2 separate regions of the Homo sapiens genome follow, and region 1 is linked to region 2. The links are chromatin contacts, found by Hi-C or POLR2A ChIA-PET in ENCODE. All regions are on one chromosome and are shown on one strand. The core of a region is the stretch at or near the end of the contact, and the rest is flanking DNA. Distances in the headings are between cores, read along the strand shown. Region 1 holds the start of TTC21B-AS1 (TTC21B antisense RNA 1). Region 2 overlaps TTC21B (tetratricopeptide repeat domain 21B).

Region 1 (4,216 bases), core at 341-2,840, 36 kb after region 2:
CTAGACTAGAAAAATCATTACAGTACTTAGTATAAGTAATTTCAATGCCTGGAAAATTTACTGAAGATTTACCCCTACTAAGATACTCCTAGCATTTACTGAAGTATCTATCAGGCACTGTCACATTAACCAATTTAACCACACTAAACAAAATGCAAATCTACTACATGTTATACTAATATTACTTCCTTCAGATTAGAGTTTGGCACTCCATGATCCAATCTACAGTCAATGTGTTCACTACTACAGAAACAGATGTGCTTTATTATGAGGTATAATGGGATTTTATCCCAAGCCCATTTAATTTTTGCAAATTCAGTTAAATTGTAAATATACTATAAATTACATTTTGCATACATACTTTCTCATATCTAGTATCACTAGTTACATTACGTATCTAGTTACATTAATCATATATATTACTACACAGGAGTTTCATACAGAAAGCCATATATACTATAATTAATGATTTAAGGGATTTTCAAGGGTAATATTAACTGTATAGTATTTTTGCTTTACCAATAGATTTCAGAAGCTGACCTCTTTGTTAAGGTATACTCTAGTAATCAACTAAAAACTACCATGATGTATATTTTAAAAGAGAACTTCAAGGCTTTAATGTATATGCACATGCACACATGGGTGTGTATGTGTAATGAAATATATTTTTTAATATAGGAAACTTAAATAATACAATGCCACTTACCTTCTCTATATCCCCCTCTCTACACACATAGTAGAGTGCCTGCATTCTCAGTGCTTCCACATTTTGGCTATCTTGGAGCAGCAACCTGCAGGAAAACAATTTAGTTAATGTCAAAATAAATTTATATATTTTCTTTTATTCGAGGGCATGAAAAGTTGGTTTGCTTGCCTCACTATTCCACTGTTCAAATAAGTAATTTTCACTAGTAAAATGTCATCTGCTTTGTGAAAATTATCAACTTTATTATTTAAACAAGTAAAAGTCTCTGGAGTTTAATTTTTAATATGTTTTTAAAAGATATGAATAGATTATACTAGTCTCATTAAATCTTGTGGCAATCCTAAATAAAATATTAGCTAACTATATACAACAGTATAGTAAAAGAATAATTCACCTTAACCAGGCTGACTTATTACAGGAATTCCGGGAATGCAAACCAGGGTCAAACATTACAATACCTACTAATGTTATTCACAACAACAGATTCCTACGTGATAAAAACAAATGAGAAAATATTACATTAAAAAATCTTATTAATAAATGGAACAAAAACCAAAAAGAAAAACATAACAGGCATAAACTTAAGAAATGTGCAAAAGCTATAAAATTCCTATGAAACTGTACTCAGGGACATTTTTAAAAAGAACTGAACCAAAAAGGTAACGCCCCAGACTTCTCTTATCATGGATGATGTGGTACATATCACAATTACTGGTTCCAGTTTTTCAACCCTCCCTGAGTACGTGTCTTCTGCCATGTAACTAACTACAAAAGTTGGAGTGTACCCTACTGCTTCTTGACTAGGGACTTGGACATTTTTCTTATATTGGCCAATGGAATGTGGGCAGGAATAGCAGTGTATCAACCTAAATTTTAGAGGCACTGCATACTTCTGCTTGTTCTCTGGCACTTGCTATCAGTACAAGAAGAATTTCCTCTGGGTAGTGGCTGCTACTTGTTGTGAGTCTGGGGGAAACACTATTGGAGGTGACAAGAGTCCAAACTGCAATGATGTGCCACATTCACCCAGCTGCATCTGAACTGAAGCAGGGCCCCAGCCAAGCCTTGCCTGAGATCAGCAGACCCTCGATGACCCACAAAAATGTGAGTAAAGAATACTTATTATTATATGTCCTGACATTTGTGGTTGTTTGCTATACACCAATAGCTGCCTGATATAATAATGGTCATTTTTGGGAAAGAAAATTTTTTTTCCCCACATATGACTACAAATTTAATGCAATTCAAACCAAAATCTTCTATGGCTTCTTTTTTATTATTTTGTAAATTGATTATGACAGTCAAGAGCGAAAAAAAGAGCCAACAAAACTGTTATAAGAGAAACACGGAGAACTCCGTCTCTACTAAAAATACAAAAAATTAGCAGGGCGTGGTGGTGGGTGCCAGTAATCCAAGCTACTCAGGAGGCTGAGGCATGAGAATCACTTGAACCCGGGAGGCGGAGGTTGCAGGGAGCCAAGATCGCGCCATTGCACTCCAGTCTGGGCAACAAGCGAGACTCTGTCTCAAAAAAAAAAAAAAAAAAAAAGAAAAGAAACGAAACATGATGGAGAACTTGTGATAAAAATTATCAGAGTCCATTGAAAACTGAGGAGAGAATAGGCTCACTTAAAAAAAAAAAAAGCATATTTAGAACCAGTTATATACCAAAGAAAAACAAGAGCTTTTAGCATATGAAAAATTGCTCAATCTCAACACAATAAAAGAAATGAAAATAAAAATGAGATACCTCTCTTTCAGATTGCTTGAAAAAAAAAATACACGCACTGAAAATGGCCAGAATTGGTGAGGATAAGGTAAGGGATCATTCAATAGACTACTAGTAGGAGTGTAAATTAGTACAATTTCCTAGGAGAGCAATTTGGCAGTGCCTATCAAAATTTTAAATTTATATACTTGAGGGAGAGACTACAATTTGTCTCCTCAAATTCATTCTCTCCTTATTTGCTTGGGCATGTGGCTAGCCAACACTTCCTAGATATCTTTGCATTCAGAGGTGGTCAACGTGAAATAAAGTAATATATGCCATTTCTGGGCCTGGGCTTTTATGAAAAGTGGAATGACTTCTCTACATTATCTTTCCCTTTCTGCCAAGTGTTATGAGGTCTTAGGAGATGGCAGGACTGCAAGATGGAAAGCGTCTAGGTCCGTTAAAAACAGTGTGGAGCAAAGCTGCCTGATCACTTCTAACATTTACCCAAAACAGTTACATATGGGGAAACATTCTTCTATTACACTGAATCATTATATGTTTAGATCTGTTTTTGTAGCAGCTTAGCCTACCCTAACAAATACAGTATCTTGGATTCAACAATCTCTCCTTTGGGAAACTTCTCTGCAGATATAGTCCTACATGTGTTCAAAGAGGTATGTGTGTATGCATGTGTGTACAGTGCACTATACTGAACAGTGAAAAATAGGAAACTGCTTAGGTGCATACCAATGCGGAGAGATTAAATAAATTATTTGCATTTTCAATTCATAGAATGCTACTCAGTTTTAAAATGATTAGGGAAAGGAAGAAATACATAGATGTTTACAGATGACATGAACATCTATGTAGAAAATCTAAAAGAATCAATTAAAAAAAACTCCTGGAATCAACAAGCGATTATAGCAAGATTGTAGGATATGAGGTTAATATATAATATCAATTGCTTTCCTATGCACTAGCAATGAACAAGTGGTATTTGAAATTAAAAACACAATAACATTTACATTAGCACTCCTTAAAGTAAAATACTTAGGTACATATAAATCTAACAAAATATGTGCAAGATTTCTATGAGGAAAATTTTTAAATTCTGACAAAAGAAATCAAGGAAAAACCAAATAAACGGAGAGATATTCCATGTCATGGATGCAAAGACAATACAAGATGTTAGTTCTTCCCAATTTGATCTGTAAACTAACTCAATGCAATCCCAATCAAAATCCCAGCAAGTTATTTTGAGGATATTGACAAACTCATCCTAAAGTTTATACAGATTAGCAAAAAAACACAGAATAGCAACATACTATGGAAGGAAAAGAGCAAAGTTAGAGGTCTGACATTAGTTGACCTCAAGACTTACTATAAAGCTTCAGTAATCAAGAGAGTAGTGTGGTATTGGTGAAAGAACAAACAGGTCAATGGAACAGGGTGGAAATCACAGAAATAGACCCACATAGATAGTAAACTGATCTTTGACAAAAGAGCAAGGACAATGCAGTGGAGAAAAGACACTCTTTTCAATAAATGGCACTGGAAAAACTGGACATCCACATGGAAAAAATGAATATAGATACAGACCTCACCTTCTTCACAAAAATTAATCTGAAATAGATCACAGAGCTAAATGTAAAACATAAAACTATAAAATTCCTAGAAGATAATACAGGAGAAAATCTGACGGCCTATGGTTTGATGATGACATTTTAGATAATACACAAAAGGCATAATTCATGAAAGAAAGAGTTGATAAGCTGGACTTCATTAAAATTAAAAAT
Region 2 (4,363 bases), core at 1,786-4,285:
AAGTAATAAAGACGTATGGACAAAGTAACCGAGGATTAGGGTTACCAACTCATCCCAGTTTGCCTGTGACTTTCTGTTAGCATGGGAAGTCCTGCATCCAGGAAAACCCTTTGCTCCGAGGCAAATCTAGGATGGTTGGTCATGCTACCCAGCACCACATAAGACATTTTTTAATGTAGGTGGTGGTAGTGGGATGCAGATTTACTTTTTTATTTTCCCCCAAGAGGGATATATTTTAGATTATGTGTTTGGAAAGAGAAAAGGGATAAGGAAGCTAAAGTTCATTTTAGGCAAAAGGAAAAAACCCAAGCAAAGACTTGGAAGCATGGTTGTATGTCATTTGGTGTTGCTGGAGTACAAGATCCTTATATTGCATTTATAAAAAATTGCTTTTATATTTGTTTACAAACAGTCCAAAGCAGCCAGTCTACTAAGCCAATTTTTTTGGGAAAAAGGCTGCTGCCAAGCAACAGAAACTTACGTGAAACAAAACCCACAAGACACATGAAGACTTCTTCAAATCTTAGAAAACTATAATGTGTGAGATTCTTCAAATCTTAGAAAACTATAATACTTTTAATGACTTAAAATATTCACAGTGGAAGAAGTCTGTTTTTTAAAGAAATAAAGTTAGATCATTGTCTCAAAGGGAAAGACTGTGAAATGGGAACAGCTTGAGATAGAATGAATATATTATGTATATTACTTTTAAATGGTAGTTTAGAGAAGAGGAATAAGAGAAAACAGTGTGGAACACAAGGTAGAAATGGCAGGGAAAAAAACGATACAGGCCTGAAGAAAATAAAAGTAGGTTTGGGCAATGTGGGTGGCAAGATGAGCCCATATTTTGGACCCAGAGTGAGTGGAAGAGGTGAGATGGTCAAGTAGTTCACAGCATTCTTTTAAATAACATCTGAGTATACTCTGGAATAGACAGGGCAAAAAACAAATGAAATTGCCTGTGGTAGTCCCCATATTAAATAAATTTAATTTATTTAATTAAAAAACTCAAAGAGTAAAAATAATAAAGAGAAAGTGTTGATATTACTGTAAAAAACAGACCATATTTTCTCCTTTCAATTTTTGTGCTCGCTGGGGATATTTTATTTTTAAATACAAACTGATGTTCTCTAAATTCAAACATCTTTTTATTAAAAGCGTTACTAGAGGTAGCCTGCAGAGCATATCTAGTTCTTTGAGTTGCCCTGCTTGAAGGATTGCCACCTCTGTGTCTCTGAGGCTCTGAGCACAGATGCCTAGGGCATCAGCCTGAGATGAAGGTGGTGGGGTTTAGAAGAACTGAAACACAGCTCTAGGACTTCCTCTGCCATTTCAAACTCTTTTTAGTAACACAGGTAGTAACATACAGTCATGTATTAGTCAAACAGTTCCCACCTCTTTCTTTTTCTCTTTCCTCTCCTCCCTCCATCCCTGCTTCCCTTTCTTCCTTTTCTCCCTCACTCTTCTTTCCATCTAGTATTTGTTGAGTACTAACTAGGCCAGATATTCTTCTAAATTCTGGAAACACAGCAGTGAAGGACAACGTTTCTGGTCACTTGATGCTTCCATTCTATGATTTGTAGTTTTTTGCTTTTGTTTCACAAGGGCTACACAAAACCCAAAAATCCTAAAGCCAAACCCCAAAAACTCAACTGAACAGAAAACAGGATAAAGGGACAGAGAGCAAGAAGTGGTGCTACTTGATGTAGGCCAGTGAGGGAGGGGCATTCTAAGGAAGAAGCAGCACCAGAGCAAAGGCACAAAAGAAAATGAGGCAGCAGCCAGATAGACCTGTGGGAGCAGCATATTCCGGGAAGTAGAAACAGCAAACAAAAAGGCTCAAGGCTGTAATTGGCTTGGGCTTTTGCCTACCTAGTTTCTGTTGTCCCTTTCTTCTTTACTATCAGAATTCTGATTTTATTCTACAGGGTATTAGATTCAGCTAAAAGATAACATTTCCCACCTTCTTTTGCAGCCACGGAGGTGATACTACTAAGGGTTTTTTTGTTTGTTTGTTTGTTTTGTTTTTAATAAAACGATGATTTGCTGGTTGGGAAGCCCTTTTGCCCAGCTCTGCACCCACCTTCCCCACCTGGGCCCTGGAACATCAATGCCCAGCACTGCGGTGGTCATCTTGAACCATGAGGTGATGCTCAGGCAAGTCAGGGTAACAACGTAGAACAAAAAGAGAGAAGGCTCTGGTTTCCTGATGATACTGTGGAACCGCCACACCAGTCCCTACACAGTGTACTTTTCATTTCTTTTACAGAGAGAAAACTAAAAACCGTGATTTTTAGCCTAGAATTTTCAGGGGTATCTCTGCCATTTTCAATGAAAGTATTTCTAAATTCTTCATAGGCTAGGGATGGAAACACAGATGAGTTATGACGACGCTGCAATAATCTATGTGGAAGATGGCAATGCCTTAGACCAGGGTGGCACTAACAGAGGTGGTAAAAAGTGATGGCATTCTAGGTATACTTTGAATGTAGCACTAACAAGGATTTGCTGATAGACTGGAGGTGATATATGAGAGAAAGATGAGACAAAGGTTAACTGTGAGGTCTGGGCCGGCACAACAGTGAGCAGTGATGCCAGTCACTGAGGTGAGAGGTGGGGGTGGAGCAAACTTAGAGGCGAGGGAAAGTTCAGGTGTTCTATTTTGGACATGTTAAGCTTGAGTTACTCCTAGACATCTGAGTGGGAATGCAAAGAGGCAGAGGTGTACATGAGTAAGGGCTGCAGATAAATGTTTAGGACACATCTGCACATACATGGGATATAAAGCCACGCACCTGGACAAAGTCACCTAGGGGGTGAATATATAAAAAGAAAGGGAGTTCAGGAACTGAAGCTACGAGTGTTCTAATATTTAAACGTCATACAGAGAAGAGAACTCCAAAAAAGGAAACTCAAACAGCAGGCAATGGGGCAAAAGAAGAACTGAGTGAGTTTAGGATCTCAGAGACAAATGAAGAAAGTCTTTCATTGTGGAAGGGAATAAACTGTGCCAAATATGATGACAGGTCAAGTCGGCAGAGAACTGAGAACTGAATCTGACCTGGCAGTATGGGGGTCACCGACCACATTGCAGAAGTGACTTCCCTAGGGTGCAGCAGTGGATGAGACAAAGTGAACACAGCATGTTTGAAAATCCTTCACAGAAAATTTGTTGTCGAGAAGAACTGAGGAAGGGCATAGTAATTGGGAGGGGATGAGAGTTAAGAGTTGATTTTTATTGACTGATTTATTTACAGCAGGAAGATGTCACAGCACAGTTCCATGCTGATTAGAAAAAAAATGATAATTCAAGAGAGAGAACTGTAAGAGTGAAGCCCTTTTTTAGGTGAGAAGCTGGCCACAGGCGGGATCACAGGCCTGGGGAGGACAAAGGCTGAGGGGTGGGTAAATTTGGTGACAAAGAATGGAGAAGTTCTCTTCCAGGTACAAATATTCTCTTAGTGAAGTAGGTGGCAAGGCTTTTAACTGTGGGCAAGAAATGGGGCAAGGGTGATGGAGGTTTGAGGAGACAGGAGAAAGTGGGAAAAGTAGTTCGAATCAATGAATTCATTTTTGGAATACAGTAGGATTACCAGGTTTGTGCTCATAATTTAAAGTGAGACCAGTCAACAGTGTTGCAATTTCCTTATAGCCATTTCAGCTACTCAAGCCCATGTGTGGAATAAACAGACAGTCTGATTCAACTAGGGACGGAGTTTGCCCGAGGGCATAACCACTAAACAGAAGAAAAAAGGAGAAAGGGAGGGGTGACTGCACTCAAAAAATACAATAAGTAGGTATTTACCTGGCTTACGTTCTAAAAGCTGCTGTAAATGAAACACTGCTTGTTCATAGTCTTGTTTTCTGAACATGAGATCAGCCATCATCTATAAAGATAAAAGTTGGTTCTAAAAATATTGCCATGTATTTTACACAACATGTTCTTCCAATCAAGATTTAGCACTAGAAAAATATAGATGATAAACATGAGGAGGGGGCAGCATTTTATAAAAAGGAGGCATTTAAGATTCAAGCCCACCTTGTGCAGAATAACTTGCAGATCAGTGTAACAGAAGATAATCAAGGATGTGAAACAGATTGCTCTGCTTGCAAAATTGTATTTTTAGCAAAAAATATGTTTCTAGCAATTGTTTTAAAAACAGAAATTTGAAAGGAATTGCACACTCTATGTGCTGTTGTAGAAAAGATACTCACTGGACCTGACTAAAATAATAATGAGACGATTCAAAAATGAAACAAAATTTAAATCATAACTATTTTGAAAAATTAAAAATGAGCAAGACCTACTGACATTTTTCTTATTATGTGTTTAAAAATGCAGATTTCATATATTTCTTTTTAA

Evidence for each region. Hi-C counts contacts between places; a loop is a spot of excess contacts on that map. ChIA-PET counts read pairs that join two places held with the same protein, here RNA polymerase II (POLR2A). Pooled maps may share reads with other maps.
Region 1: a map of colonic mucosa shows a loop between it and region 2 (2.5-fold over the local background). The contact joins the promoter of TTC21B-AS1 here to the enhancer-like site in region 2. A Hi-C loop is called at or near these places in 6 of 168 maps with a recorded cell type or tissue (A673, HepG2, colonic mucosa and 2 more), 1 of 37 single-sample maps with no recorded cell type and 3 of 50 pooled maps. POLR2A ChIA-PET finds 5 or more read pairs at or near these places in 3 of 52 experiments (BJ, HEK293T and HepG2).

The regions. Positions count from the first base shown.
Region 1 is chr2:165,932,267-165,936,482 of GRCh38, forward strand. TTC21B-AS1 (TTC21B antisense RNA 1) reads left to right here and starts at 1,591. Exons shown (of 4, transcript NR_038984.1): 1 at 1,591-1,810. It overlaps TTC21B (tetratricopeptide repeat domain 21B), which reads right to left. Exons shown (of 29, transcript NM_024753.5): 7 at 707-791.
Region 2 is chr2:165,894,881-165,899,243 of GRCh38, forward strand. It overlaps TTC21B (tetratricopeptide repeat domain 21B), which reads right to left. Exons shown (of 29, transcript NM_024753.5): 22 at 3,806-3,887. Among named protein-coding and RNA genes, the nearest start is that of TTC21B-AS1, 37 kb to the right of the region's middle. RefSeq lists an enhancer at 3,144-3,233. Within about 2 kb of position 3,036, at least 3 of the 41 ENCODE cell types and tissues checked have a DNase peak (open chromatin) inside an H3K27ac peak, as active enhancers do.